2 separate regions of the Homo sapiens genome follow, and region 1 is linked to region 2. The links are chromatin loops, found by intact Hi-C in ENCODE. Cell type or tissue: breast epithelium. All regions are shown on one strand. Each heading gives the region's core, and the rest is flanking DNA. Links, peaks and the distances in the headings are about the cores only. Region 1 has its middle 17 kb from the start of ABCD3. Region 2 has its middle 70 kb from the start of ABCD3.

Region 1 (14,479 bases), core at 5,080-9,079, 54 kb after region 2:
ATGCTCAAAGATGGTATAGGTTGCCTCTGAAATCCAAAGAGTTCTTTTCTTTGTGATAGAAGATGCCAGGTATTTTTAACTTTTGGAGCAGTTATTTTAATATGCCTCAACCATTGGACCCACAGAAACTTCACTGGTGTTTCAGACCTTTAAACTTTGTCAGAATTTTTCTTCTATTCTTTAGCATACATGTGATTTACAAAGGCAACTTAGAGTGCTTGCTTCTTACTGCTCACCAGGCACAATTAGCATAATGTAACCAATGTAATGGACCAGTATGATAATCTGTGAGACAGTAATATTATCATCCTCTGGATTCTATTATGACAGAATAGGAGAGTTGACATAGCCCTGTAATAAAACAATGGTGGTGTGCCATGCTCCTTGCCATGTAAAGGTAAACTGTTTCTGATTACCTTTGCTGATAGAAATGGAGAAAAAGCATTTTCCATGTCAGTATCTGCATACCAGGTGCCAGACTGCAAATGACATCATCACCTATTTAAACTTGCAAAAATCCACATTCATATTCCAAGGCCAGTTTGGCTTTTGCCACCAGCCCAATGGACAAGTTAAATGGGAAAATGTAGCCATTGGCAGATTTTTATTAAGGGGGAGTCTGCTTGCCTCAGAGAGCGGAGAGGAAAATGCTTGTGCTGACAAGGAATGTTCAGGGGACATGAGGATTCAAAGTTCTCAGCCCACCTCTTTTGCTGGAATGTCTCCACCACGTGTCTTAGGTTCCTACTCCTTTCCTATCGATGTTGTAACTTAGTACAAGAGACCTAAAGTGTTGTGCATTTAATTGACACTGCAGCCCAGCCAAAAGAGTTCAGTTGGGAGAGTGTTAGACTGAACATCAAAAGGACCCTTCAACTCTGCAGCATTTCCAATCAGGCTCTGTGTTTAATTTTCAATCGTGTCTATCTTGTTTCTATAGGACCTAAGAGACTCTTTTAAAAATGCAGTAGATACTTTCTGATTTCCCACCAATGCCCTGTGTCTGGCATTCAGTGCCTTACATTTGTCCTTTTCTCTAGATATGCTCTCCAGAGTTATGAGACATCCCAGGCCATGCAATCTTTGTGCTTACTGTTACCTTAGCCACTAAATGCCTTGGGTATCCTCCTGAACCTTGCTTTTCTTCTGCATTCCATTCCATAGTCTGAATAATGCTTCTCTCAATACTCCCCCTAGCAAGAGGGTTATCCATATGTTCTGTTTCCTAGAGCCATCCTACTCCCTTTTTAATTGCTTTATCAGTCAGGAGCCTGGCAGGAAAGAGAACCATGAAAGGGGGCAATTAATGAAGGTGCTGTTCACAGACATGTGACAAGATATAGGAAAACCAGAAGAGATGGTGGAGTTCCACAGGGAACTCCTCAACAGCAGGAGGCCATTACCATTTCTAAACTGGAAAGGTCAGGAGAGAGAGAGATTACTGAAACCGGTGAGAGCTGTAGTAGTAGAAGAGGACTTCCCAGCAGGAACCGTGGCCTTTGGCATAGGAATGCATAAATTATCACCAATCAAGGAGACAATCAGGGGAATAAGTCCGTCAGCCTTTTTCTGTCCTCCAATTTTCCAGTCTCTTACCAGTGCTTCCCATTGGCCAAATCCAACTGCAGACTTGGTTAATGCTATTGATAAAGGTCATGATCCTGTGGCACAGTGCAGAGTGCCAAAGAGATGGCAAATGGATCTGAAAGAGCAAGTAAAAATAGTTGGTGCAAAAGTAATTGCTGTTTTTGCCATTAAAATTAATTCTGCAGGTGTGTGTGGTTACCTGTAGTAGTTCCATTTCCATTTCCTCTATGAGACTACAGTGTGAGTGAGTGTGTGTGTGTGTGCACGCGTGTGAGAGAGAGAGAGAGACAAAGAGACACACAGAGAGACAGACAGAAAGAGAGAGACACACACACACATACACACACACAGAGACAGACAGACAGAAACACTTTCATGTTTTTGTCTCCATGGCTACTTCCTTGTTTCCTCCAATCTTTAAACCTGGAAACCAGTCCTAGCAGCACTGAAAATGGATCTCAGGTTTCTGAAGCAAATGCTAAACTCTCTCACATTATTTCTGCCTATCCTTTCCTTCTTGGTTATTGTGTGTGCTCAGCTTTAGACTCTGTGCTGTGGTTAAGAACTCAAACAATAGATTCCAATAGAACCCCAGATTCCAATCCTATTTCCTCAATTACTAGCTGTGTGAGCTTGGGCAAGTTCCTCAGTGTCTCTTAGCTTCAGTTTCCCCAGTTAGTAAAGGGGATAATAATAGTATCTATCTCATAGTGCTATTGTGAGAATAAAGTGAGATACACCACTATAAACAGAAGCTGTAATTATTATTCATTTTTCCCCTTTCACCTCTTGGACCTGACAACAAAATCTCACTTACTGAACTTTAACATTCATCATTTACTAGGACTCAGACTGCAGTTACTCTCAGGAGCTTCCAGCAAACACTTCATCCAACCTCGTTTTCTAGAATCCCCCTGCAGGGGTCACCATCAAGTCAGTGCCCGCCCAGGGATATAGGAAGCTCCTCTTCATCTTTCCTCTCGTCTGCCTCTCATTCCACAAACTGTTCCTCATGTGAATAGAAGTGTGTGTGTGTGTGTGTGTGCGCGCGCGCACGTGCGTGTGTGTTTATAGAACAATTTTATGTAAATTCTTCTTAATTTTATAGTTACATAAATATAACATTAAGTATTTCTATCTCTGAAAAATACCTGAAATTGTATTGAGTTGCTTTGTACTAATATTAAGGCTTTCCTGTGGGCCCATGGGCCTGGATGGGAATGAAATGGTTCCCTGGCCTGGAACCGCATGATCTCCGGAGGGTTATTTAAAGATATGAAAAGCAAGCTAAATGGCAAAGTAATTAGTTCTAGTCTCATGTGATTTGCAGGCTATTTTCCCAGGCTTTGCTGATAGGCCTGTGATGTTGTATTTCAAGAAAAAAAGTGTATATTCACCTATATTTCTTTATATTTAAATTTTTTTAGGATTTGTCTATTTATGCTAGTTTCTTACTTGATTTCAGGATGCAAAAATAAAGCTCTTGATTAGACACTTTTTTTTATTGTGGCACTGAAGACATTTTATCATAACCTTTTTATAAACTTGTTATTTTGAAACAATTTTAACTATTAATATATAGACAAGTTGCAGATAGTACAGAGAATCCTTGTATACCTTTCATCCAGCTTCCCCTAATGTTACCATTGTATCTAAGTATGGCACATTTATCAAACCCAAGAAATCAACACTGGTACAGCACTGCTAACTAACCACAGACTTCATTTCAATTTCCCCAGCGTTTCCACTTATGCTCTTTTTCTGCTCCAGGATCAAGTGGGATCCCACATTGCACTCAGCCGCTGTGACTCCTCAGCCTCCTCCAATCTGTGATGGTTTCTCAGTCTTTCCTTGTTGCTCATGAACTTGACACTTTTGAAGAGTACTGGTCAAGTATTTTGTAGAATATCCCTCGATTTGAGTCTATGTGATGTTTCTTCATAATTAGTTGGGGGTTATGGACTTTTTGGGAGAATGCCATGGAGATGAAGTGCTCTTCTCATTGCATCATGTCAAGGACACATGATATCAACATGTGCTCATCAATTTCTTCCTGGTGTTTTTAACCTGGATCACTTGGCTAAGGTGGTATGTGCCAGGTTTCTCTACTATAAAATTACTATTTTTTTTCCTTTCCATATTCTATTAATTAGAAACAAGTTACTAACTTCAATTAACACTCAAGGGCTAGGTAAATAAATTACACTGCTTGGAGGGAGGAATATCAAAGAATTTTTGGACAGACATTAAAATCACCACAGCATTTAATATATGTTTCAGGGAAAATATTTTGAGGCTATGCTACCATTCTGTTTCTCTTTAAAATTTCACCCAGTAATTTTAGCATTCATCCCTGAGTCTTAACCACAATAATTATTACTGAGATGTTCAAATTTTTTTATTATTATTGCACTCATTCCATCTACATTTATTCTTTGGAATGCTGGAATTTTTCTGTGAGAGTTTTTTCTTCACCCCATTTATTTATTCAATCATAATTTTTATCAGTATAGACTAATGAATTTTTATTTTATTCTTTGGGTTATAATCCAATACTATCATTATTAATTTTGTTTCAGAATTGTTCCAGGTATGGCAAATGAAAGCTCTTTTTATTTCTATATCATCTATCAATCAATCAACATGAGTTCCTACTGCTATCTTTGACCCTATTCTAGCGCCAGAGGGTTGATTCTAGCCATCCTTCTCCTGCTGACTTGTAACTTCATTTTCTGACAGTGGGAAACATGACTTGCATTATCTACAATTTATTTACTTCTGTGTTCAACCCTAATATACCTATAAAATAATATCAGAATCACTAACCTGTCAGAATTGCTAACGTGTATTCTTGTCTGAAACATAAGTAGAATACACTGATTTTATTCAGTTCTTTTTGACTGTAACCTAACAGTTTTCAGTAAAAACACTGTTTTCCAAAATTACTTAGGTCAGCTCCACCCCCACCCCCTGCGGTTTGGTATACAGTTACATTTATTTGTCATAGTCTGCATTCCATCTTGGGATTCCTGGTAGCCTGATATATTTTTTAAAACTTAGATATAGGCTGGGCACAGTGGCTCACGCCTGTAATCCCATCACTTTGGGAGGCCAAGGCGGGCAAATCATGAGGTCGGGAGTTAGAGACCAGCCTGACCAATATGGTAAAACCCTGTCTCTACTAAAAATGCAAAAAAATTAGCTGGACATAGTGGCGGGCACCTGTTATTCCAGCTACTCTGGAGGCTGAGGCAGGAGAATCACTTGAACCCAGGAGGCAGAGGATGCAGTGAGCCGAGATCATGCCATTGCACTCCAGCCCGGCGACAGACTGACAGAGTGAGACTCCGTCTCAAAAAAACAAACAAACAAAAAAAACCTGGATATAGTAAATTTCACTCTTTAGTAGTATGTAGTTGTACTCTCAAAAAAAAAACAAAACTTGGATATAGTACATTTCACTCTTCGGTAGTATGTAGTTGTACTCATATGTAGTAGCATGCAGTTCAGTGGGTTTTACAAAATGCACAAAGTCATGTACTCACCACCATGGTATCATGCAGAACAGGTCCATCACCCTAAAACTCCCTTCTACAGCCCCTTGGAGTGAATTCCTTCACCCTGCCCAACACCTTACAATAACATTTTCAAGACAGAAAGGAGATTAGCAGTCAACTTGTTCAAAAGTGTTATATTTTATAACTTTTTAGAATTTTTTAAATGTATAAAAGTAATGCACACACATTTTTGTTTAACAGTAGATAACTGTGTAATCTGAAAAACGACTCTCCCTCAGTGGTGTTCACATGTGTGAGTATGTAAGGGCTTTGTCTACTATCTCCATTGGTAAGTCCTTGCCCGGCCCAGTCTTCAACCTCTAAATCTGGAAATCTCTCAGTAGCCAATGATTCCAATACCCGTTCCCAGAGGTAACCAGTATTGACCCTTTTATTTCACACATGAGAAAGTTGAGAGCCAAAGATTAAAATTACACAGTCATTTATGAGAAAGCTTGAGGTGGAACCCAGACTCATGACTCCAAGTCCATTGTTCTTTCTACTTCCTGGTGTTTTTGTTCAAGAGCATGTGCTCAGATCAATCTGCAACCCAAATATGGCTGGGTGTGGCATGGATAACTTGTAACAATCAAAAAAACAAAACAAAACACAAACACACATCACTTCTGACCTCAGATGCCGCAGTGCTGCAGTTAGAGGGGAAAGGCATTTGTGTATTTGGGGGAGGACTCCATCCAGATAATATTTACTTTCTACGTTATGACATGGAGAGCTGTGAAATAAAACCTTCCCATTCTGGCTGCACCAGCGATTTAGTAGGGATTTGTAGAGAAGCTTGCAAACAGAAGGTCATAGCATCTGGAGGCTGAGGTGATTGGATCACTTGAGCCCAGGAGTGGGAGGTTCCTGGGTGCCACTACACTCCAGCTTTGGCTACAGAGCAAGACCCTGTCTCAAAGATTTTCTTATGGAAGTTCTTGTTTTGCAAAGATTTGATCAGTTGTAAACAGAAGCACAACATCCTAGAACAATAAAAAAGTAATTGAAGCTGGGTGGCTCCTGCCTGTAACCCCAGCACTTTGAGAGGACAAGGCGGGCAGATCACCTGAGGGTAGGAGTTCGAGACCAGCCTGGCCAAAATAGTGGAAACCCCATCTCTACTAAAAATACAAAAATGAGTCCAGCTTGGTGGCAGCTGCAACCTCAGCTACTCAGGAGGTTGAGGCAGGAGAATTGCTTGAACACAGGAGCGGAGGTTGCAATGAGCCGAGATCGCGCCACTGCACTCCAACCTGGGCAACAGAGTGAGACTCTGTCTCGAAAAAAAAAAAAAGAAAGAAAAAGGAAAGTCATTGATAAAATATGTGTCTTTGAAATTAAACTTTGAGGAACTGAAGAAAATGAGAACCTCTGGAATTTGTGTATTAGCTGTGATGACAGGAAGCACCCTCCCCTCTAGACCAGTGTGGCACTCTGAGGCAAAAGAGAGCAGGAGAACAGCAGTGCCAGCCTGACATAAGAGGTGGAGCTGCCACAGGATCAGGGGATGACACCACCCTTGTGCCTTCCAGCTGAAGGATTCACCAGCACCTAGAGAAAGAGGAGCTGCAGCTCACTGTCAAACTATAGTATGATAATAGCCGAGAATCCTTGAAATACAGCACTGATATTTAAACTTACATTATTACCACTGTGCAGTTTCACGTTTCTGAGCTGCTATGGTTTGAATGTCCCTTCCAAAACTCATGTTGAAACTTAATTCCTAGTGTGGTAGTATTGAGAAGTAGAGCCTTTAAAGGTGATTGGATTGATCATGAGGGCACTGCTCTCTTGAATGACCAATCTGTTAATGGATTCATGGATTAATGTGTTAATCAGGGGAGGGGAACTGGTGGCTAGCACGTGAGTATGCTCAGTCACCTTGCTATGTGATACCTTGTGCTATCTTGGGACTCTTCAGATTCCCCACTAGCAAGAAAGCTCTCACCAGATGTCTTCCTTTAACCTTAGAATTCCCAGCCTCCAGAATGTAAGAAATAAATTATGTTTCTTATAATTACCCAATTTCAGGTATTCTGTTATAAGCAGCCAAAAACGGATTAAGAACATGAACTAATCATTTTATTGCTTGAGTAAAATGAATTCTTTCATATACTGTTTAAGAGAGATATCCAAGCCTGGTCGAACCTGCTAGCATGTATAGTCGTAGGCCTGGTGCCCAGCGTGGGCAGACCAGGGAAACATTTCCAATACGGAATGGTGCCCAAACATGCCCCAATTCTACAGGAATGTGCCACTGTTTATATGTATGAAACAAAATCTCCAACCAGCAAAATCTAGAAATCTTTCCAAGTATAACAACAACATAGGCATCTTTCTGAATCACATACTGGTTAGTTGTGTTTTGAAATTAACTGTAAATCCCACAGGGCATTCTTAACTATTCTGAAGGTTGCTTGAGAGACATTTGAGATAAATTATTTTCCTTCCATTTTTCAGATACCTTAGGTCTTCTTAAGATAAGTTATTTTTTCTTTCATATTTTTAGATATTTCAGGTCCTTCTCAGGACATAAGGTTACAAGTAAATGGTCTTAATACTGGAACAAATTCCAGGGATGTTTAAGTAGATGCAACTCTATCAATCTGAATTTATCTTTAAGATCTTTCTTTTTAAAAAATGATTAGTTAGCTTGTTTGCTCATTCATTCATTGATTCATTTCTTTGGGATTATGATTTACATGCTATAAAAGGCACAGGTCTTAAGTATTCAGTTTGATGAGTTTTGACATTTGTAAATACCCATAAAACCACCACCCCAAAGAAAATATAGAACATTTTTGTCACCCAAGGAAGTTCCTTCATGCCATCTTCCAGTGGATTTTACCCCGCTCCCACATGCACCCACTTTCTTTTATCATACATTGGTTCTGCCTGTTCTCGCATTTGTATTCATTGAATCAAGTAGTGTGTGTCTGCTTATCTGTCTCCTTTCACTCAGTTTTTGTGAGATTCATTCATGTTGCTGTACTTTTCAGCAGTTCTTCCTTTTTATTGAAGAGTAATGTTTCATTGTCTGGATATACCACAACCTGTTTACCCATTCTTTTGCTGATGGACACTGAGTGTGTTTCCAGTTTTAGGAGGTTATGAATAAGGCTGTTATGAGTGTTCTTTAATATGTCTTTAAATTTTCTATTTTCTAAACAAATCTTTTTGTTTTGAAATAATTTCTAATTTATCAAAAGTTACAAAGCTTAAAATGGCACAAACACTCATGTGCCCTTTATTCAGATTTGCCAATTATAAATATTTAACCTTTGCTTTATCATTTATGTGTGTGCTCTTTATGTATGTGTGTGTTTTTCCTCAGGGCCATTTGAAGGCTCTTTACTCCTAAGAAGTTGAGTGTATATATCCTTAGAATATGAATGTTCTGTAATATAATCACAGTATAGTTAGCAATTTCAGCAAATGTAACATTGATATAATACTCTAACCTACCAATAGTATTCCAGTTTTGTTGGTTATTGACCCAATAATGTCCTCAACAACGTCCTCTACCCCCTTCACGCTCTAATCTAAAACCCCGTTTAGGGTCAGCTATTACTTTTGATTGTCACTTCTTTAGCCTCCTTTAATCTGGAACATTTCCATATTCTTTCTTTGCCTTTTATGACATTGATTGTTATTATGAATATAATACTTCCTCTCTTTTTTTTTCTTTTATTACTATACTTTAAGTTTTAGGGTACATGTGCACATTGTGCAGGTTAGTTACATATGTATACGTGTGCCATGCTGGTGCGCTGCACCCATTAACTCATCATCTAGCATTAGGTATATCTCCCAATGCTATCCCTCCCCCCTCCCCCCACCCCACAACAGTCCCCAGAGTGTGATGTTCCCCTTCCTGTGTCCATGTGATCTCATTGTTCAATTCCCACCTATGAGTGAGAATATGCGGTGTTTGGTTTTTTGTTCTTGCGATAGTTTACTGAGAATGATGATTTCCAATTTCATCCATGTCCCTACAAAGGACATGAACTCATCATTTTTTATGGCTGAAAATGTGGCACTTCCTCCCTTTTTAAACAAAATGATCCTCGTCTTAGGTTGTTCTGATGTTTCCTCATGATGAGATTCATATTATGCATTCTAGGCTGGAATCTTGCATAGGAGATGTTGAGAGGCGTGAGATATCCATCTTTCCTACATTGGTGATGTTAATTTGGACTGACCAGTCAAGATTTTGTCCAGTTTATTCATTGTAAAATGACTATGTTTTCTCCATTGTAACTAATAAGCAGTTATCTGTCAGCAGATCATTTAAGATTATGAAAATATCCTGTTCCTCATCAAAATTCACTCCTAGCTTTGGCACCCATTGATGAGTCTTGCCTGATTCAATTTCCACTATGATTGTCACAAAATAATAATTTTCCAGCTTGCACTCCTCCCTTACCAGTTGGCCTTCGCATTTACCTGTAATCAAGAGACCTCTTTTCTCCACTATTATTTATTTGTCTGTTTATTGTAGATATGAACTCATTAATTTCTATTTCTTCAATGGCTTATAATTTATTACTGGACTTATTTTGGTGTACAAATTATCTCAGGTTTGGTCTGGAGGAGCCTTTTCAAGATGACTCCTGTGTTCCTGTGACATGCCCTCATGATTTTTTAATCAACTTTTTAATTTTCTGATATGACTAAATATTCATCTTATACCTACCCTGCTCCATCCCTGGAATTAGCCATTTCTTTGAGGAGCCCTTGTTCCTTTTAGTGGTAAATGGTGTTAAAAGACCAAGATCTAGGTATGAGGTATGATCATTGCTACCAGACTTTGTTTCTTGGTCTTTTCAGTGGACAGAACAAAGAAATATGTAAATGTATACACACTAGTATACAAATGTATACCTGTAAGTACATATACATGCATACTTATCACATATACACACATACACATACCACATACATATTTTACAAATTATACAATCACATCTGAGGTTTCCAGTTGCAATCCATCCCCCTCAGAATTCTTTTTGGTTTTCTCCTACTCCATAATTTTTTTGTCCCTTCTTCGTCAGTGATAACTCTAGATCCCAACAACATCAATACCTTTGCTCATTTGATCAATCCAAAATAAAATTCTTAAACAGTTTAAGAATTACTTTGCCCATAATACTAGAATAAACAAGTCTACTATAATGAGTTCAGGGTTCATGTGTAATTCTTCCTTATCCACAACCCTGCACAAGACTGAGGATGTATAGTCAAATATTATGTTCATAAGCTACATGGATTCCTTCCTTCTTTCCTCTCTTCCATCTTTGGCTCTCTTGTTTTTTCTCTCCAGTGTGGTTATGGTATTAATATGAAATAAAATCAGTTTCATTTGTTGTGGTTTGCTTTCAGTTTTTCATTTTTTCCTTCTTATTCTTATTCATTGAATTTCATTTCTGAATATGTAGAATGTAATCATGCTTCCAAGAGTCAAGCTTATGCAAAAAGATAGTCTCAGAGAAGTGTTACTCTTTTACATCCCTTCCATTCTATTTCTGCATCCCCTTGTAGGTCACAAATTTCATTGTTATCTGATTTTTCATCTAGTATTACTTTTCGCAAAGTTAAATAAATATATGTATATATCTTTATTTTCCCTTCTTTCATATGTTAAAGTTAGCATCCTTCATAAGCTCTTTTGCTTTTATAAAAAACTTAATTATACCTCCTGGAAATTATTTCATTTCAGTTCCTAGAAATCTTCCCTATTTTGAGGCGGAGGTTGCAATGAGCTGATATTGCGCCGCTGCACTGCAGCCTGGGTGACAGAGCGAGACCCATCTCGAAAAAAAAAAAAAGAAAAAAAAAAACAAACAGAAAAGAAATCTTCCCTATTATAGTTTGTGTAGCTGCATAGAACTCATTATGTGTATATACCAAAGATTAATTAGTGTCCTATACTTGAACAGTTGGTTTGTGTTCAATATTATGCTATTTCAAAATAATCTTGTGCATATTGCATTTTTGTATTTTTGGGTGTGTATCTACTTCCTAGTATATGTAAATTCCAAAAGGTAACACTCTAGGGTAAATGCCTGTATAGTTTTATATTTGAATCTGTGTAGCCAAATTCCCCTCAATTGCTTTTCATTCCTACCAGCAATGCATGAGGGTATTTATTTTCTCCATACCTTGCCACATAGTAACATTATCAAGCTTTTTTTTTTTTTTTTTGAGACGGAGTTTCACTCTTGTCGCCAAGGCTGGAGTGCAATGGCCCCATCTTGGCTCATCACAACCTCCGCCTACTGGGTTCAAGCAATTCTCCTGCCTCAGCCTCCCGAGTAGCTGGGGTTACAGGCATGCACGCCTGGCTAATTTTGTATTTTTAGTACAGACAGGGTTTCTCTATGTTGGTCAGGCTGGTCTTGAACTCCCCACCTCAGGTGATCCACCTGCCTCGGCCTCCCAAAGTACTGGGATTACAGGCATGAGACACCGCCATTATCAAGCTTTTGAATTTTTTTGCTAAAGTTGTGGGTGAGAAACTGACTTTAGTATAGTTTATCTTGCATTTCTTTATTAGGAGCGATGTTGAACATCTTCCAACGTGTTTAAAGACCAGCTTTTGTATCTCTTTTTGTAAATTGTCTGTTCTTGTCATTTGCCTATTTTTCTGTAGGATTTTTGGTCTTTTTCCTTAAGTTTTATAAGTTCTTTATCAGTTAGGGATACTGATTTTTTATTTGCAATGTAGGCTGCAAATGTTTTCTTCTAGTTTGTTGTTTGCCTTTTGACTTTGCTTATGGTTTTTGGCATGCCAAAGTTTAGAAATTTTTAAAAATTATATTTATCAATTTTTTCTTTTAGTGCATTTGAATTTTTAGTAACAGAAAACCTTTTCTGATATCTAGATTACAGAGGTATTTACCCATGTTTTCTTGTTGTACTTGTGTAATTTTATTTTCCACATTTATATCTGTGATCCATGTGGAGTTTATTCCTGTGTATGGTCTGAGGAAGGAATTTAACTTTTTTTCAAATGGTTATCCAGCGATCTCAACACCATTTATTAAAAAAAAAAACAACTATATTTGCCTGAGTGAGAAGGGATATTACCTTTATCATACACTAAATTTTTATATGCACTTGTCTCCATTTCTGGACTTTCCATTCTGTCGATCTGTCTATTCATGTACTAGTACCACACTGTTTTAATGATAGAGTCTTTATAGTATTTTGTTTTGTTTTTTTTTTTTTTTTTACAGTCCAGTGGGTTGTTGTTGTTGTTTTACACTTACTATGCCATGAATTCATAGGGAATAGGTTACAGCAGCTCAGGTTCCTTTCCAGTTTTTCTCACAAAGTGTGCTTCTCTGGGTGGAACAGGCTGGCGCTTCAGTTGAATCCAGGTACCTTTCTCTTTGGCTCCCTTCTTTTTCTGATCATTTTCCTTCTTGCGTTTCAGGAAGCTATCTCAGCTCTTAGAGTATGTAATGATGTAATGTGCTCAGTACACACACTGATTCTCTTGATAAGAATCTTGTCCTTAAAGTATTGGTTTATAGCAATGTCAACAACATCCTGAGAACATCGTAGACTTCCAGTTATGGCATGGTAACACTTGTGCCGTGTTCCTTTTTCAACAAGTGCCCATCTCCTTGATGTTTATGACTTAACTTTTCTGATAGATTTGCATGTATGTGGCCAAAGGAGCAATGCCATGTTTCCTAAAAAGCCTGGAGAACATGTATTGGGTGGCTCTCCTCTTTCTCTTTGTGTTCATCATCTTGGCGAATGACTGAAAGATGGTGGTTACAGCCAAAAGGCTATAGTATGTTTCACTATCTAGTGGGGCTATAACCTGCCTTTTCAGTTGCTCTTTGATGTTTATTTTCCCCTATAAACTTTAGGATGAACTTGTCTACCTTCATAAAAACAACAACAACAACAACAACAACAAAAAACCTCATAGGATTTTTTTCTTAAAATTGCATTAAGCTTATAAATTAGCTTAGGGAGAACTGACATACTGATGATATTGAAACATCCTTTTGTTTTTGTTTTTGTTTTTGAGACGGAGTTTTGCTCTCACTGCCCAGGCTAGAGTGCAATGGCCCGATCTCAGCTCACCGCAACCTCCACCTCCTGGGTTCAAGGGATTCTCCTGCCTCAGCCTCCCGAGTAGCTGGAATTACAAGCATGCACCACCATGCCCGGCTAATTTTGTATTTTTAGTAGAGATGGGGTTTCTCCATATTGGTCAGGCTGGTCTCAAACTCCTGATCTCAGGTGATCCGCCCGCCTCGACCTCCCAAAGCGCTGGGATTACCAAGCACAAGGGGTGTCTTTCTATTTGCTCAAGTCTTCTTTTCTGTGTTTCAGGAATGTTTTGTAATTTTCTTCATATAGGTTTTGCACATTTCTTGTAAGTTTATTCCTAAATATTTTATCTTTTTTGTTTCTATTATAAATGGGGCTTTCTCAACCATTGTATCTTACAACTGGTTGTGATTTGTGTATGTGAATATTATCCAGCTCATCAGGAGCACCAGGCTAGACTAAAAACTGAGGAATCTGGATCTCGAGTTTGTTCTTGGTAGTTATTTTATAATCAATTCATTCCTGCTGCTAAAGCGATGGTCAGCAAACTATAGCCTGTGGACCAAATCTGGCCTACCTTCTGTTTTTGTATGGCCTGCAAGCTAAGAATGGCTTTTACATTTTTAAATGGTCAATAAAGAAACAACAACAAACAAAAAATAATATTTCTTGACATTTGAAAACTACAGGGAATTCGAATTTCAGAGTCCATAAATAAAGTGTTATTGGAACACAGCAATGCCGATTCATTTATATTATTGTCTTTGGCTGTTTTCCTGATACAACGGCAGAGCCGAATAGTGGTGGCTGAGGTTCTCTGGCCCATGAAGCCTGAAATATTTATTACTTGGCCCTTTGCAGAAAAAACGTACAGAACTTTTCCTGAAGGAACTCATTCTCTAAGAGATGCAGAAGTTAAGTAAATAAACCAGTACGATACAGAGCTGTCATTTCTATTATAGAGGAGCAAAGAAGATTTTATTTTGACTTGAGGGTAGAGAAAGATAGAGAAAACATAACAGAAAGCGTTGACTGAGCCAAGTCTTGAAAGACAATATACACCGGGATCAGGGTAGCAGATTAGGTTACTAGAATCAGAATGCAAGGCTGCTGCGATGGCTCATGCCTGTCATTCCAGCACTTTGGGAGGCCAAGGTGGGGGGATCACTTGAGGTGAGGAGTTTAAGACCAGCTTGGCCAACATGGTGAAACCCCATCTCTACTAAAAAAATCCAAAAAAAAAAAAAATTAGCTGGGCGTAG
Region 2 (16,245 bases), core at 5,526-9,525:
GCTCTCATTCTCCCCATTCTTGCCATGGCCCGCCCGGCCCCAAATGCCCAGCCCTCACCCCTTTCTCACCCTCCCTTCACCCCACGCCTTGTTGTTCCTCAGATACTGCAAGGACACTCCCATCTCAGGCTCCCTGTGCTTACCTAGTCCCCCAGTCCCCATTCTTCCCCTTCTTAACTGCATGGTTCTCTATTTTCTCCAAATCACTTCTTGAATGTCACCTTTCCTGAGAAGTCTCCTCGTCAGCCCTCATAGAATAGCACCCTCATGGTTCCCGGTAATTCTTACCCTACCTGACTTATTTCTGTCTGTTTACTTTCTGTCTCTCCTCCATGAGAGCAGGGCCTTTGTCCATTTTGTTCTCTGCTGTCTTCCCAGGGCACTGGAGAGTGTCTGGCATGCACTCAGTCCTCACTGAACACTGGCTGAATAAATGGTGGAAGAATCAAGTCCCCTTTCTGCTCCCCCTAACAGAATTGATATTCCCAGCCAGGAGGTTCAGGTGAGGTTTTCCCACCTCTGGGTGCTGGGTAAGAGTGGGAAAGGGGGAATGTGATGGCCTGGAAGTCCTATCCTCTTAGCAGCAGTCATGGCTCCAGGATGTGTACCTCCCCAAGTCCAAGTTGAACAGCACAGGGGGTGGTTGGTTCAGGACTGGGAAGATGGCCTATGTCAGTCCAGTCCAGATAAAGCTCCTTTAGCTTGATGGTTATGGGAATGGGAAGCTCTCTGGTCTCTAGATGGGCATAAGTGAGCCTGGTAACAGTAGTATAGCTGCAGGTACTTTGCTAAGAGGAGAAACCCCAGCTTGAAAATTAGGTCAAAAGCTGAGCCAATAGCATCATAGACATAGAGAGCCAGAACCTTTACCACAGTGTCAAACTTTCCGAATTCTGCTGGATCTCTACAGCTTCTGGGCTCCGTGTTTTGTGAACTAATCGATTCTTATATTGTTTAAATCAGCTTGAGGTTAGTTTTTCTTTTTTGTGTAGTTTCAAGCATGCTAACTGGTACACTGCTCTTAAAATGTCACCAGGCCCTGGTAATGTTTGAAGAAGGACATTCACAAATTAGAATATTCATTCTTTATTGAATGAATGAATTCACTCATCAAGTATTTATGGTGTTCCATACACATACTTTAGAGAGTGAGCAAAACTATTAGGGATAGCAAACCTATCTTATTTGAGGGAAAATGATAAGAAATGGGGAGTGTTTGACCTCAAGGAGAGAAGACTCAAAAGGGCCATGATAATGTCTTCGTGACGAATGTAGTTTCATATGTTGAAGGGTGTGATGGGTTGAGATATAGATTTAGCTGGAAACTGCTGGAATACATGATTGTCTTCACTCTGTTTTGGCTGCCAACCCCTTCTCCTAAGGTACCAGAGGGAAATATATGAAATATATTCACAGAGAACAAAGCAAGGCAAGGCAAATCATGCAATTGGCTCAGGGATCAGCTTCAAACAATATGTTTCCTTTCAAAAAAAGAAGAGCTCCTTACCTAAGTTAGACTGGTCTGAATGGGCTGGGATCAAGGCAAGACAGAGGTCCTCTTCTGGTCTCTTCTCTTCCAAAGTCCAAACACTTAACATAGACCTTACCACTCCAATGGGAAGAGAGGATGCCCATGCCCATTCAAACCATATGGGGAGAACAATGCAGGAATAACAGATACACGTGTGTCTATATCTTCCCCTTCCACTCCCGCGTCAAGTTTTCAGATGAGATCATAGCCCTGATCAACAGTAGAACTGCAACCTCATGAGAGACCTTGAGCCAGAGGTACCTAGCTAAGCCATGCAGGGATTCCTGACCCACATAAACTGTGAGATAATAAATTTTTGCCATTTTTAAGCTATCAAGTTTCAGGGATAATTTGTACACAGCAATAGATAACCAACACAAATTGGTACACAGAGTTTCATTATGTCAATTTAGGTTATTTCCAAATTGTAATCTAGCATTAAACATCTTTGTATGTATATTTTTTGTGTATTCCTGAAGGTAATTGTGTAAGATAAATTATTAGACATGGAATTGTTTACTCCTATTTTGAATTATAATCAGTACTGTCAAATTACTCCCCTCCCCGAAAGATTACATACCCGTTATACTCCCAGTAAAAGTTTCTGAGAGTGCCTCTTGCCCTATAACCTTGCCCATAACAAATACTACAGATCTTTATCATTTACCAATTTGAAATAAAAAAAATAGATATCATGTATTGATTGCTTGCTCCATGCCAAGCACTGCCCCAGGGCTTTAGATGCCTTTCTCCACTTGATCATTGCAACAACCCTATGATGTAGATACTATCATTACTCCCATTTTACAAAGGATGAAAACAAGACTTGATAAGATTAAATCATAACTAAGCAGTAGAACAGACAGACTCAGGCAGTCTGACTTCAGAATCTGAGCTTTCACGACTGGTGAGATTGAGCTAGTCTCAAGTGGCCAATAAGCCCATTACTATCACTTCCTCTGTGAACTGCATACTGATATTCTTTCCTCCCGTGCTGAATATCCTGTTTGCCACTTCACATTCACTCTCTCCATTTTCCATCTTGCTCTTGCCCTACAAGTGGGACCTCTTTGGGATTCGTCAGCATGGCGCCTGTGCCCTTGGGCTCCCAGCTGGGCTCAGCCAGCAGAAAGCCTGGCAGGAGATTGGAGGTAGGAAGGGGTTAAGTTCAAAGTATTTATTTCCTTAGGTCCTTCCCTGTGAGGTTGCCTCTGACTGGGTGTATCTTTAGAACAAAGCTCAGTGATCTTCTGACCGGACCTGCTCTCCCTCTGAGCTCCTGTAACCTTTCCCTCCTCTTATCTTTTCAGATCAAGAAGTGATAACTGGGACTGCTACCTGGAGCTATCAGGTAACTGCACTATCTTATGTAGTTTCATGAGATCACAACTAGATAAATAGTTTCTTTGTAAATAAACTCTCTTTGGTTTATCCTTGGGTATATACTATCATTTTTACTTTTTTGTTATGTTGACTTTTCTAACTGAATTATAGATACTCTCCTCTCCACATTAGGGCACCACCCTTTGTTCATCATGGGAACATTTCCCTCAGCTTGTTGCTTTCTAGTTTTATTTTAATGTGGCTTTTGTTTAGGTTTACTTGAGCGAGGTCTGTTCACTCAAGACTCAAGAATGGAATGGAGTCCACTCAAGAATGGAGTCTTGAGTGAACAGACCTCAAGACTCAAGGTCACTCAAATGTGACCTAGAGTTTGAAAAATACATGGCAACTTCCCGCTCCCTTCTCTTTGGAGTGGAGTGAAATTCTAGAGCTGATCCACTCATGGCCCAAATATCAGCTTCCCCTCCATAAAAGGTTACATTCCTCTGTAAGCATTTGGAAAGATTCATCTTATGTTCCAGAGATGCCTACCGGGAGCTGCTCTTCAACTTCATGTGCGTCTTCCCTCTATCCACTCTGCTGTGGAGCTCTGGTTACCTCACGGCTGCTACCTACCTGGAGTTCCTAGGCATAATCCCCTCCCTGCAGAGAGGGCCCTTCAACCAGGAACCAGTTGAGCTGAGTCTGGGGGAAACCACGCTTTGTTTATTATATGCTCCCTTCATTTTCCATAATACCATCAATCATTTTGAGGGGATAGGGAGAGGGTGAATTGCCATTGAATTGAAGGGAATTATAACATAGGATGGTGGGGGAAGAGGACTGAAACTGAGGGTTAAATGTGATTTTTCCAGAAGGCACTCAGGAAGTTAAATTACTTCATAAGAAGTTCTTCATGGGTTCGCCATGTCGCTAACATGACTCCCTGTCCTTAGATCTTTCTTCCAACCTTCTTCTAACCCCACCTCTCAAGGAAACTCTGCTACTTGTCCACAAGGGTCAGTCTTATCCCAAGATTACTTCTCTAACCACAGCAGTACCTTTTCCTTAAGATATTGAAGGGGAAGGGGAGCTCTTCCTGTACACGCTTATGGAGTGAACAGTTGCCTTTGCAAGTTCCCCAGAACTGTGTGGGGAGAGGGTTCAATATTTCAATATGGAGGAGTCCGGAGTGGGCAGCCTTGGTCCAGCCCCCTTGGAAGTATCCTGACCCACATAAGCTGCAGACCCCTATCTTCATGTTCCTATTACTGAGTGTGTTAATATCTTTCCCTAATCTCATGCTTTCAGACTGTATCCCCTCAGGCCTCACAAAATAAGAAATGGACCCAACCCATGTGACCACTGTCTGAGCCACCCTGCAGCAGCTTTCTAGCACCTCTTGTGAAATGATGGGATGCCGTGTTTTTTTTCTTTTTTTTTTTTTTTGAGTTGGAGTCTCGTTCTGTTGCCCAGGCTGGAGCACAATGGCACTATCTCAGCTCACTGCAAGCTCCGCCCCCTGGGTTCAAATGATTCTCCTGCCTCAGCCTCCAGATAGCTGGGATTACAGGTGCGTGCCACCACACCTGGCTAATTTTTGTATTTTTAGTAGAGACGGGGTTTTGCCATGTTGGACAGGCTAGTCTCAAACACCTGACCTCAGGTGATCTGCCCACCTCGGCCTCCCAAAGTGCTGGGATTACAGGTGTTAGCCACCATGCCAGGCCAAGATGCTGTTTTTAACTAAGCACCACCCTTGCCCTTAGTGAGGAGAAAAATGAGAGAGAAAGGGTTGGTTACATATCTTTTGGAGGAGGAGAAGGGAAGCCAAAAGGGAGAGATGCATTTTACTTTCTCACCTGAAAGGACAACAGGACCAACAAGTCAGATCTGGGGCCACTGCTGGACATCAGTGGGACAGGACACTGGGAAGATGCCAGCTCCATGTCCTTGAAAGTGCATGATTAGTAGAGTGTCATAGAAAGGATGACATAAGAAGGATTCCTGTCTTTTAAAAGAAAACTCAATGTCTTTCTCTTTACCTGGACTTTAAGTCAGTCTGTACTGTTTAAGAATACAAGTATGAAGTCCAAGTTGGACTTAGCTGACTTGTGAGGGAGGGAAAAATGCTAAAGGTAAGAGGATTAGGGGCCTGGAAGTAGAAAAGACACAAAACAGGCCATGCCACATTGTTGAAGGGAGAAGCTGTCGTTATGGGGTGGGTGTGTGTGTGTGTGTGTGTGTGTGTGTTTGTGTGTGTTGTGTATATGTTGCCAAAGACAGACATTGGTAGGTGGGGCTGGGTAAAAAGACTGAAGAGATATGGTGTGTGTGTGTGTGTGTGTGTGTGTGTGTGTGTGTGTGTGTGTGTGTTGTGTATATGTTGCCAAAGACAGACATTGGTAGGTGGGGCTGGGTAAAAAGACTAACTGAGAGATGATTTGCTGGAGAGAGGGAAAGGATGCTTGCTGTCAGAGCAAGGGCCAAAGAATAAGTCCTCAAACAAGCTGGGGACACCATGGGTGTGTAGAATCTGTGGATGGTCTGGGAAGGGAGGCTGACGGCCAGGGACCTGGGCACTCAGGTCCAGAGAACAGAGGAAAGTCCAGAGGGGGTTGCTCCATAAAATGACCCCACCTAGGAGGAGGACATTTATCACAGGGACTGGAGAGAGACAGTACATTTTGTAGAATCAGCTTTATTAAGGTTTAATTTACATCCAATAAAAGTCACATGGGGTGAAGAGGGACTGGGGAGTTATTACTTAACGGGCACAGAGCTTCTGTTTGGGGTGATGAAAGAGTTACGGAAATAGAGAGTGGTTGCACAATATTATGAATGTCATTAATGTAACTGAACTGTACACTTCATGGTTAAAATGGCATATTTTATGCTATATATATATATATTTTACCACAATAAAAAGTCACCAAATAATCAAAACATAGAAAATATTCATTACCCTCAAAAGTTTCCCTGTGCCGCTTAGCAGTTATCACTTTCCCCAACCCTGGCAAACACCAGTCTACCTTTTGTCACTGTAATTCTGCTTTTTCTAGGATTTCTTATAAATGTAATCATAAAGTATGTAGTTCTTTCTCTCTGACCTCTTTCACTGAACATAATTCAACCACACTGTTGTGTGAATCCGTAGTTTGTTTTTTTTTAATCGCTAAGTAGTATTTCATTGTACGGATGTACCATAGTTTGTTTACCAATTTCCCAGAAAATGGACATTTGATTGGTTACTAAGTTGTTGTTTTTTTTAAAGCCAGCCTGGACTAAATGCCAGGCTGTCAAGAAGGTAGATCTCACTCTTACCCAAGGATGAGGTACAAACGCTGGCTATATACAGTTATGAATAAGGGCCCACAGAGCAGCCCTATGTGTTTTCTTATGACAGCTTAATATCTTGAACCACGATCTGCAGATGACCTCCAGATCTCAGATTTTCCTGTTCACAGTTCTCAGATTTTATTCTGTGAGACATGCCCCATGTAGGGAGCGCTGTGACTGAGAACCTATGTTGACAGGCTCCATGAACACCGTGGAGCAGCAAAGACGTTCTCCTTTTGTGCCTTGCTTTCTACATAACTTCCATGGCAGTTGCATGGAGATCCAAGGTAGGCCAACAGGAGTTTCACAAAACATACCATATTACAATATATTTAACATAATATAATTTATTATATATAGTGTCATATAATTTAATATAAAATATATAGTCATATCACTTGTCTGCATACCTGATGCTTTTATTCTTGCATAAGAAAAAATAATCATGGCTGGGCACGATGGCTTATGCCTCTAATCCCAGCACTTTGGGAGACTGAGGCAGGTGGATCACGAGGTCAGGAGTTCGAGACCAGCCTGGCCAATAAGGTGAAACCCCGTATCTACTAAAAATACAAAAAAATCAGCCGGGCATGGTGGTGGGTGCCTGTAATCCCAGCTACTTGGGAGGCTAAGGCAGGAGAATCGCTTGAACCCGGGAGATGGAGGTTGCAGTGAGCCAAGATCACGCCACTGCACTCTAGCCTGGTGACAGAGTGAGACTCCATCGAAAAAAAAAAAAAATCATTTTATGTTTGGAGTTATCATTTATTCAAAATCAACTTTTTTCTTTCCCTTCCTCCATAAAGGACTCCCTTCCCTGGCTTTGGTGCCTCAGAATATATCTTCAGACTCTACTAGGGGCAGCTTGCCTTTAGGAGTCCTTGGCTGGTATCTGGTTTCAGAATTTTGTTGACACACCTCACTCTTAATCCCGTCTCCCAACCTGTGCTGTGAGCTTGATATTTTAGATCATGCTTGTTTCCCCTTGAGTGGCCCTGGGCGAGACGAAGGACAGTTAGCTTCTTGCCTATTTCTGACGCATGAGCCACAGGCCCCAAATGGCAAACCTGCTCACCTTGCAGATTTTCTCCATGGTCTCTGGTGAGAGGCTGGTGGTATTTAATGAGACTTCTCAGCCTCAGGCTTCAGTTGTACCTTCCAGTGGCCCCAGGTGGCCCTGAGCACCCAGTGATTAATGTCCAAGGTCTCTGCCCAGCCATTTTCTGTTTCCCTGTATCCCCCGTCCTCTGGTGGCCAGAGGAAACTACCCACCCTGGTCTGGGCTATTGCTCCCATGAACGCTCAGTAACAATGCCTTTAGTTTCCTTTCTCCTACAGATGTGCTCAAATCAAGATATGAAATCCCAGACTGGGAGGAAGGATAGTGTAGGATTGGTGACCATAGTGGACATCTGTTGTTTTTCTCTGCCCAATACCACTCTCACCCCCTTCTACTGTTAATGGCATTCTTTTCTTTTTAACTTTTATTTTAGGTTCAGGGGGCACATGTGCAAGTTTGTTATATAGGTAAGTTGCATGTTATGGGGGTTAGTGTACAGATTATTTCATCATCCAAGTAATAAGCATAATACCTGATAGGAGGTTTTTGATCCTCACCCTCCTCCCATGTTCCACCTTCAAGTAGGCCCTGGATTCTGTTGTTCACTTCCTTCAGTTCATGTGTAGTCAGTGTTTAGCTTCCTCTTATAAGAAAATGTGATATTTGGTTTTCTGTTCCTGCATTAGTTCGCTTAGGATAATAGCCTCCAGGTCCATCCATATTGCTGCAAAGGACATCATCTCATTCTTTTCATGCCTGCATAGTACTCCATGGAGTACTTTATATGGACCACAGGTTTTTTTATCCAGTCTACTGTTGATGAGCATTTAGGTTAATTTCATGTCTTTGCTACTGTAAATAGTGCTGTGATGAACATACACGTGCATGTGTCTTTATGGCAGAAAGATCTACATTTCTTTGATGATATAAGTTTGGATATTTTCCCCCACCCAAATCTCATGTTGAATTGTAATCCCCAATGCTGGAGGTAGGGCCGGGTGAGAGATGTTGAGGTCACAAGGGGCAGGTCCCTCATGGCTTGGTGCTGTCTTCATGATAGTTGAGTTCTCACAAAATGTGGTCATTTAAAAGTGTGTGGTACCTTCCACCCCCTGCTCTTTTTCTCTTGCTCCTGCTTTTGCTATGTGAAGTGACTGCTCCTGCTTCACCTTCCACCATGATTGAAAGTTCCCAAGGCCTCACCAGAGGCTGGGCAGATGCCAGCATCATGCTTCCTGTAAAGCCTTCAGAACAGTGAGCCAATTAAGCCTCTTTTCTTAATAAATTACCCAGTCTCAGCTATTTCTTTATAGCAAAGCAAGAATGTCTTAACATATTTGGGTATATATCTAATAATGGGATTGCTAGGTCAAATGGTAGTTCTGTTTTAAGTTCTTTGAGAAATCACCAAACTGCTTTTGACAATGGCTGTAGTAATTTATATTCCTACCAGCAGTGTATGTGGGCATTCCTTTTTCTCTGCAACCTTGCCAGCATCTGTTACTTCTTAACTTTTTTTTTTTTTTTTGAGATGGAGTTTTGCTCCTGTTGCCCAGGCTACAGTGCAATGGTGCAATCGTGGCTCACTGCAACCTCTGCCTCCCGGGTTCAAGTGATTCTCCTGCCTCAGCCTCCTGAGTAACTGGGATTACAGGCATGCACCACCACACCCAGCTAATTTTGTATTTTTAGTGGAGACGGGGTTTCTCCATGTTGGTCAGACTGGTCTTGAACTCCCGACCTCAGGTGATCCACCCACCTCAGCCTCCCAAAGTGCTGGGATTACAGGCGTGAGCCACCGTGTCTGGCTTGACTTTTTAATAATAGCCATTAATGGCATTCTTTAGAGCCATTAATGGCTGTTATATGATCCTTATTTTACCTTATGGTAGTGAAATAGGAACAAATTCCAGTGTCTTGCTCCAACCCCTAACCCCCATACACAGAGCGTGTGACCTAGCCTGGCCTTTCAGAGGCATTCTCTTTGATTCTTTCTCATCTGTCACTGGTAATGAAGATGTAAGTAAGATGTGATCCCAGAACTGCTAGCAACAATATCCCCCATTATGTGGAGAAAACTGAAAAAATGAATCTCATATGTAGGAAAATATCTCAATTTTTCTCTGAAAATCTGTCACTCTCCCTGAATGCACTTTTGTTCCAACTGACAGTTACCATCCCTATCCTCTCCTGCCCAAAACATGGGCATGTGGCCCAAGTGTGGCCAATCAGATGCTGTCCTATGAGAATTTGAATCTTGAGCTGTGTGACACAAGAATAAATGACATTAGGATCATCTTAACAGCATCACCCAGAGACTGTTTTTTAGTTCCTAAATCTAGATTCCTGGATCTTCTGTGGTTCCTGTTCTCTTAAAGACCGAATTGTCCAACTTTTTCTTTATTTCTCTGTGCTATTCCGTAGTTCTGTAATAAATTTTATTGTTACTTATGTTAACCGTAGTAGATTTCTGCCATTTGCAACCAAAAAAACCTTCTAACTAATAAGTCTTCTAATACCTATTGCCTCTCTCTGTTAAAATCCCTATCAATTATCCCTATTGCTGGCTTTATTTCCTCTACCAATATTGCATCTCCCATCCGTGAAGAACAAGAATGGAAAGTAGACTGTGATTCACAAGAGACTTATGAGGAATGGTGTGACTGAGAGAAGTAGTTGCTAAAATTCATTATTAAAAGACAAATCTTCTTGGGTCTCATGTTTCTGCACATCTTACAAGCACAATGACTGACACTTTTGTTATGAACTATCTTTTTAAGGATATTTGTATAGCAAACTACTTTGGAAGATAGAGTATCTTCCCCTGGAACAAAGGTGCGTGTTTACTTGCTGTCCATTATAAAAGGTTTTTAGTTCCCTAAGCTCAGGGTTTCTCTCTTGCAACACAATCCACTACATGTGCAGGTGTCATCTGGCTCTGCTTGCATTGATCTGTGCCAATTAGGGCTTAGGAAACTGGTACAAATGCCAGTATCTAACTACTGCTATTGCTGTGGGCAATAACGTTTTTTGTCTGTGATCCAGGAGTCTTGTGTCTTCTGTCAGCATCTATGAAACTGTGGCAGCATAACTTAGATTATAAGTACAGCAAAATGTTCACAGTTCTTGACAGTCTTAGTGACTATGATGGGATGTAGATTGATAAGTAAAAGAGGAATGATGAAGGCCTTATAGGCCAATAAAAAGTTTCTGTGGGGAGCCTCTGGTAATCAGTAGTGAACATGTTGACCAAATTTTATGATCAGGTAGGCATGAAATGCTTCTCTATTTTTTGCCAGTTGTGAGTTGGAATTGAAGAGTTGCAGGCTCATTGTGTGAGTCCAGCCCAAGAGTGCAAAGTGACATAAACCTGGTGATGCCAGGCAGATAACAGTGTGGCTGTGACTCTGAGTCAAAAGGTCCCCAGGCTGAAATAGAAGGTGTTAGACATGAGGACCTTGCTGCCCAATAGAAGGCACTGGACTGGCCAAAAACATTGTGACTTCATTTGGTTGAGCCATGAGCAGCCACCACGTTGTCTAAAACTGAAAATAAATGAAAAGCCTCACTGCTGGAGAGGCTCTTTCCCCTTTTGCCCTCTGATCCCTCCCTCCCTCTCTACCCTGGCCTCTGCTACTGACAGTACAGATATTCAATGGACCTTCCAAGCCCCTTACCATCCACAGGTATTTGGTATTGTTTAGCAATGGAATGGCCTCTTCAAAAATTGAGGAATCAAAAGATTTCTGACTCTACTTCCCTCACCTTGTCTTGGTCCACTTTAGTAAGGCAGTTTGGTTAATGAAGGCAGCTGTCCCCAGAGAGAGATCATCTCCTCTTGGCAGGTTTTTGGATGATAACCAGGACAAAAAGGAGTGCAAGGCTGTGTAGACTTATTTTGAAATGTGAGATTTCTCCCTGACCATTCCTGGCCATGATGCATCTTTCTTTTCCCTGATAGCAACCCCACGCCAGCCTGGTGGCCAGGAGAGTTCAGCTTAATTCTGGTTCAGTCATCTGTATTATCTATTTGGATTGACTTGGATTACAGTGATAATTGCCACTTGGTTGAGCACATGCTCACCAAATCCCCCTACAGTGAGTGGCTCACACAGGCCAATGTGGGGGCTATAATGGGTCTCTATAACTTTTATAAAAATGTCCAGCCTTCTGAACAAAGGTCGGGGTGTGATTAGGGGACAATTGAGAAAAGGTGAATTGCACCTACTAGAATTGGATGCACCAGTTTGGAAGCAGGACAAAACAAACAACAGCACCTGAGATGGGAGCACTCAGACCCTGAGAGACACAAAAGAGAGGGGGATTCAGATGATGTTTGTTTTCCAGAACCACCTCCGGAGCCTTCCTCATGAAGGAAAACTCTGACGAGGCTTTTCCAAACTGTCAGAAGGGACTTAAATGGAACTGCCTGCCGGGTCTGCAATCCTCTGCCAGATGGTTCTGATCATGATTTGACTGCCACTTCCTTTAAACTTACTGAGAAGTCTATCAGAAACAACAGTGGATGGCCCCAGCTCCCACACCTCCCACAAGAACACCTGCTAACACCTCCAGATGTCTTTCCTAGCCCCTTCTCATAACTGTCACTCAGTCATTTTCTCTGGTGGAAAAATGCCACCCAGGTGGTGGTATGAAAAAACAGGTCAGGTTGGACTGGCTGCCCTCAGGCAGTCTTTCTAAAAACAAAGACTAAACTCATTCATTTAAACTAAACTGGGAATTTTAAAGTTTACCAACTGGCCAAAAAGTCATGTCGGAGGCACATCAGCCTCTCCACCTAGATGACGTAGGTTCCACTAGGGACCCCCAACAATTATAAACAACACTTTTTTTTCCATGAACATGATGTATACCCTTGGGACTGTACTTTTTATATAGAACTCAGGCATTAACCTCTCTGCCTTCTGAAAACACATTGACTTACGACTTAGCAATGGTCATAAGAAATCTTCAGATGTTTAAAGAAGCACCACCAGTAGATGACATAGCCCTCTGAACTACAGATATCTCTCCCAAAAAAGGGCAACTTTTGGCTACGTGGGAGAGATTCCCAGAGAGATAACTGTATCCCTTGTTATGTATGTGTCCCCAGTATATAATGCCACTATGTCAGGAGTCAGTTTAAACACATGGTATAAATTAGTGCCTGACTTTAGTTTAAGTGATCAACACTACTGCCTCCTTCCTGGAAGGCATTCCGGTTGGCCTCAAGTGGCCAGGGTTGTTATGAATATAATTGCCCTGGATTTCCATTTTGAGGGCCAAGACAGAGTCTATGCAATCACTGATATATATTGATGTTCCTGGATTAATGTCTTAGGCCAAGTGGAAAGACCAGTACAAAAATTTACGGAGAAAGCCACGTGACTCTCTAAAGCGGACCCTGATGATTCATAGGATTTGTTCAGCTGCCTCGGTCTGGCACCCTGGGCAGCATGAAGGTCAATCTTGTAGGTTGGCCTCATTCTGCTGATTTGAGTCCTCTTAATAATAGCTTAATTAAATGCTATATGATACAAATGGAACAGATTTGCCCTTAGCCTCTATTGTTCAGATTAATCAGAGTGGCCAATGGAGTGGTGTATTCATGGGAAATTTTGACAGAACCCAGGGAGTATAGATAGACAAACTTACTATCTAGTCTAGTGTAATAAAGATAATGTTTGCTTCTGGGAAAAAGAGTAGACAGGCTTACATTCCATTGTAAAATATTTGTTGGTTTGTTTGTCTGTTTGTTTTTGAGACAGGGTATCGCTCTGTTGCCCAGGATGGAGTGCAGTGGCATGATCTTGGCTCACTGTAACCTCTGACTCCCGGGTTCAAGTGATTCTCATGCCTCAACCTCCTGAGTAGCTGGGATTACAGGCGCCTGCCACTACGCCCAGCTAATTTTTGTATTTTAGCAGAGATGGGGTTTTGCCATGTTGCCCAGACTGGTCTTGAACTCCTGACCTCAAGGGATCCACCCACCTCGACCTCCCAAAGTGCTGGCATTATAGGCATGAGCCACTGAGCCCAGCCCCCTTTGTAAAATATCTGGATTCTTGGACCTTAGGGTCTCTCCTCTGTGATGTAATCCATCACATAACACCTGACTCTTTTTGCATCACCCTGTGGGAATCGGGGCTTGGGGAACCAGCACAAATCCTCATACTCTGGCTACTGTTATTGCTGTGAATAATAAGGCCTTTAACTCTGACCCAGGAGTCTCAAGTCTTCTGCTAGTATCCGTGAAACTATGACAAGCTAACTTGTTAGATTGCAAGTAGGGTAAAATCTCAGACACTTCACAGCTCTTGACATCATTCCATCTTATTCATAATGCTCCTAGTGGGTTAAAGTTTTCCACCAAGTGAATTTAGCATAATCCTATTCCTTTCCAACCTCAAAAGAAGGATTAATGAGGGACTAGGGTGGTATTTGCTGTCCTCCACAACTCTCTCCCCATCAGCGGGCTTGGCCAGGCTCATTATCGTTTTTGTTTTTGAGACAGGGTCTCCCTCTGTTGCCCAGGCTGGAATGCAGTGCTGCAATCACATCTCAGTGCAGCCTCAAAACTCCTAGGCTCAAAGGATTCTCCCATCTTGTCTTCCCAAAGTGCTGGAATTACAGGCATGATGGCCACAGACAGGCTCTTTAAACAGGAAATTACCTCAATGGGTCTCTCCAGGCTCTGCCTCTTGTACTCTCTTGTGCCATCCTCTCTCAGCCTGTTCTTGGTCTTTGTCCACAATAGTTGTAGTGGTCATTATTGGTTGGCTACTCAGTATTCATTCTCTACCATTTTCCCACCCCTTTCATGATGGTTCCTGATGGAACTGCAACACCATTCAGACATTCGCTTATTTCCAAGCAGTGAGAGGAAGCTGATCCCACCCCCAGCTCCAGAGGTGAAATTGATCAGTCTAAGGGAAACTTATTCACTCCCTTTGCCAAAAGACCAATTCTGGCCAATGAGGATTTAGAAGTCTAAGGAGGAAACCCAGGCTGGAGTACAGTGGTGCCATCATGGCTCACTGCAGCCTCGACCTCCGGGGCTCAAGTGACTCTCCAGCCTCAGCCTCCCAAGCAGCTGGGGCCACAGGTATGCATTACCATGCCTGGCTAATTTTTAAATTTTTTTGTAGAGATGAGGTCTCCCTATGTTGCCCAGGCTGGTCTCAAACTACTGGGCTCAAGTGATCCTCTTGCCTCAGCCTCCCAAAGTGCTGGGATTACAGGCATGAGACACTGTGCCAGACTTAACGCTTTTCTTTTAAAAGAAAGCCACAGAAGGAAACATATCCTATCTCATAATGTGATGTTAGGATCTTCTGTAGCCATCTTACTACCAGCCTGAAAACGAAGCCCCCATTTAGGATGGCAGAATGGAGAGATGGCGGCAATGTCATCCTGCTCAGTCAATCAACTGTGGTGCCCACTCTGCCTCTGGGCTTCCTGTTAAGAGAAATATATAATACATTTTCTAAATGTTCGACTCAGTTTGAGTAGAGAATTCTATTACTTGTTAACATACATTGAGCTAAGTTTTGGGCACTCTTCAAGTACCTTAAATAAATCCATGTATTTACAACTTATAAGAAACCTATCAAGTTCACTATTTTCCTCATTTTGCACACAAGAAAACTAAGATACAAGGAGCTTGAATATTTTGCCCAGGTCACACAGCTAGTTAAGGGATAAAGCTAGGGTTGAATCTAGAGCTGGCTCAAAATCCGTAGACTTAACCACTCGTCTATCACTTTGCACCGGGCTGTCACTTGCAACCTAAAGCATTGCAGCTGATACTAACTACACGTTGCTTCTCAAGGCTGCCTCAACCAAGACTTAGGCTTTGGACCTCCTTAGCCTCCAAATCTATTGCTTCAGGCAAGCTTCACTCTCCCATGCCCACCTGCAGGGACCAGGAGTCCAGACATTAACATCTAATGTCATTTCCCATTTGAATACCTAGAAAGGCAGCCAAAAGTTAAACGTGAGTTCTTATTTCATATTCTGTGTATTTTAAGCACCTTGATATGGTCACCCTATTCAAATGACATCTATTGTGTGAGCCAAATCCTGCCTTTCAGGAGAGACCCTCTTAAGGACCTTAAGAACTGGCTGGCAGCAACTGGGAGCTTTTATATTAGTCCTGTTGCCATTGAGGAAATAGACAAGCTCTCCTCAAGCCTGTCTCGGGGACTATGTGATATATATGCATATATTATATACGTAAAACTTAGAGTTCATTGCTACATTTTGATAAGTAAGTAGGCAGACAGTAAATAGGAAGATCAATAATAGACAAATAGATAGACACATCCCCCCACACATATATTTACCAAGCTTATGTTGTGATAGGAAACTCCCGAACCTAGCACAGCTGTATATATTCTTCCTTTGATAATCAGCACTGTTTCCCCCTTCATTGTGTAACATGGGAGTGGGAAGGAACATGATTACCAGACAAGATCAATCAATTTACCTCTGCTCCCCCTGCCCTTCGTCCTGAGCAGTCCCTTCCCCCCTCCTCATTGAGAGTTTTAGGCTGTTGATCACATTCTTCCTAGCCTGTGATTGGAAGAGGATCTGGACTTTGCATAGGAACATTTTAGCAACTTACTTTCCCTGCCAGCCCTCCCATGCTCCACGCCTACCACTATTACCAGTAAATTATTTGGCAAATTTTCAGAATTATTTGAAAAATAATCAAAGCATCTAGGGGACAGGTGAAAGGGATTCTAAATCTGAGGCAGAGGTTATCAGTGGATGGTTCTATTTGATTAAGTCAGGCATGTACTCTTGCTTAATCCTGAGGCAGCATTCTTTCAACACTAATCTGTTTGAAGTCACTTCATAAGGATCAAGAAGAGAAATAATGTTAAATAACCCATTTCTAGATTTATCTGAAAAAGAAGGTGTGTTATCTTGAATGATGTGGAGAGAGGAAGACTTCACATTTGAGAAACTCTAAAATGGTAAAGGATCT

Evidence for each region. Peaks named below come from ENCODE experiments on the same cell type or tissue, not always from the same donor. Only the 100,000 strongest peaks of a DNase experiment are listed, where the experiment ranks them.
Region 1: a loop joins it to region 2, with 18 times the contacts of the local background. A loop is called at or near these places in 10 of 110 quality-filtered maps.

What each region holds. Positions count from the first base shown.
Region 1 is chr1:94,393,980-94,408,458 of GRCh38, forward strand. It overlaps a transcript of ABCD3 not described here and the pseudogene RPL21P26. Among named protein-coding and RNA genes, the nearest start is that of ABCD3, 17 kb to the right of the region's middle. In breast epithelium, for the core only: no CTCF peak of the experiment used is centred there; a DNase peak (open chromatin) is centred at 7,352.
Region 2 is chr1:94,339,864-94,356,108 of GRCh38, forward strand. No RefSeq gene overlaps it. Among named protein-coding and RNA genes, the nearest start is that of ABCD3, 70 kb to the right of the region's middle. In breast epithelium, for the core only: no CTCF peak of the experiment used is centred there; no DNase peak of the experiment used is centred there.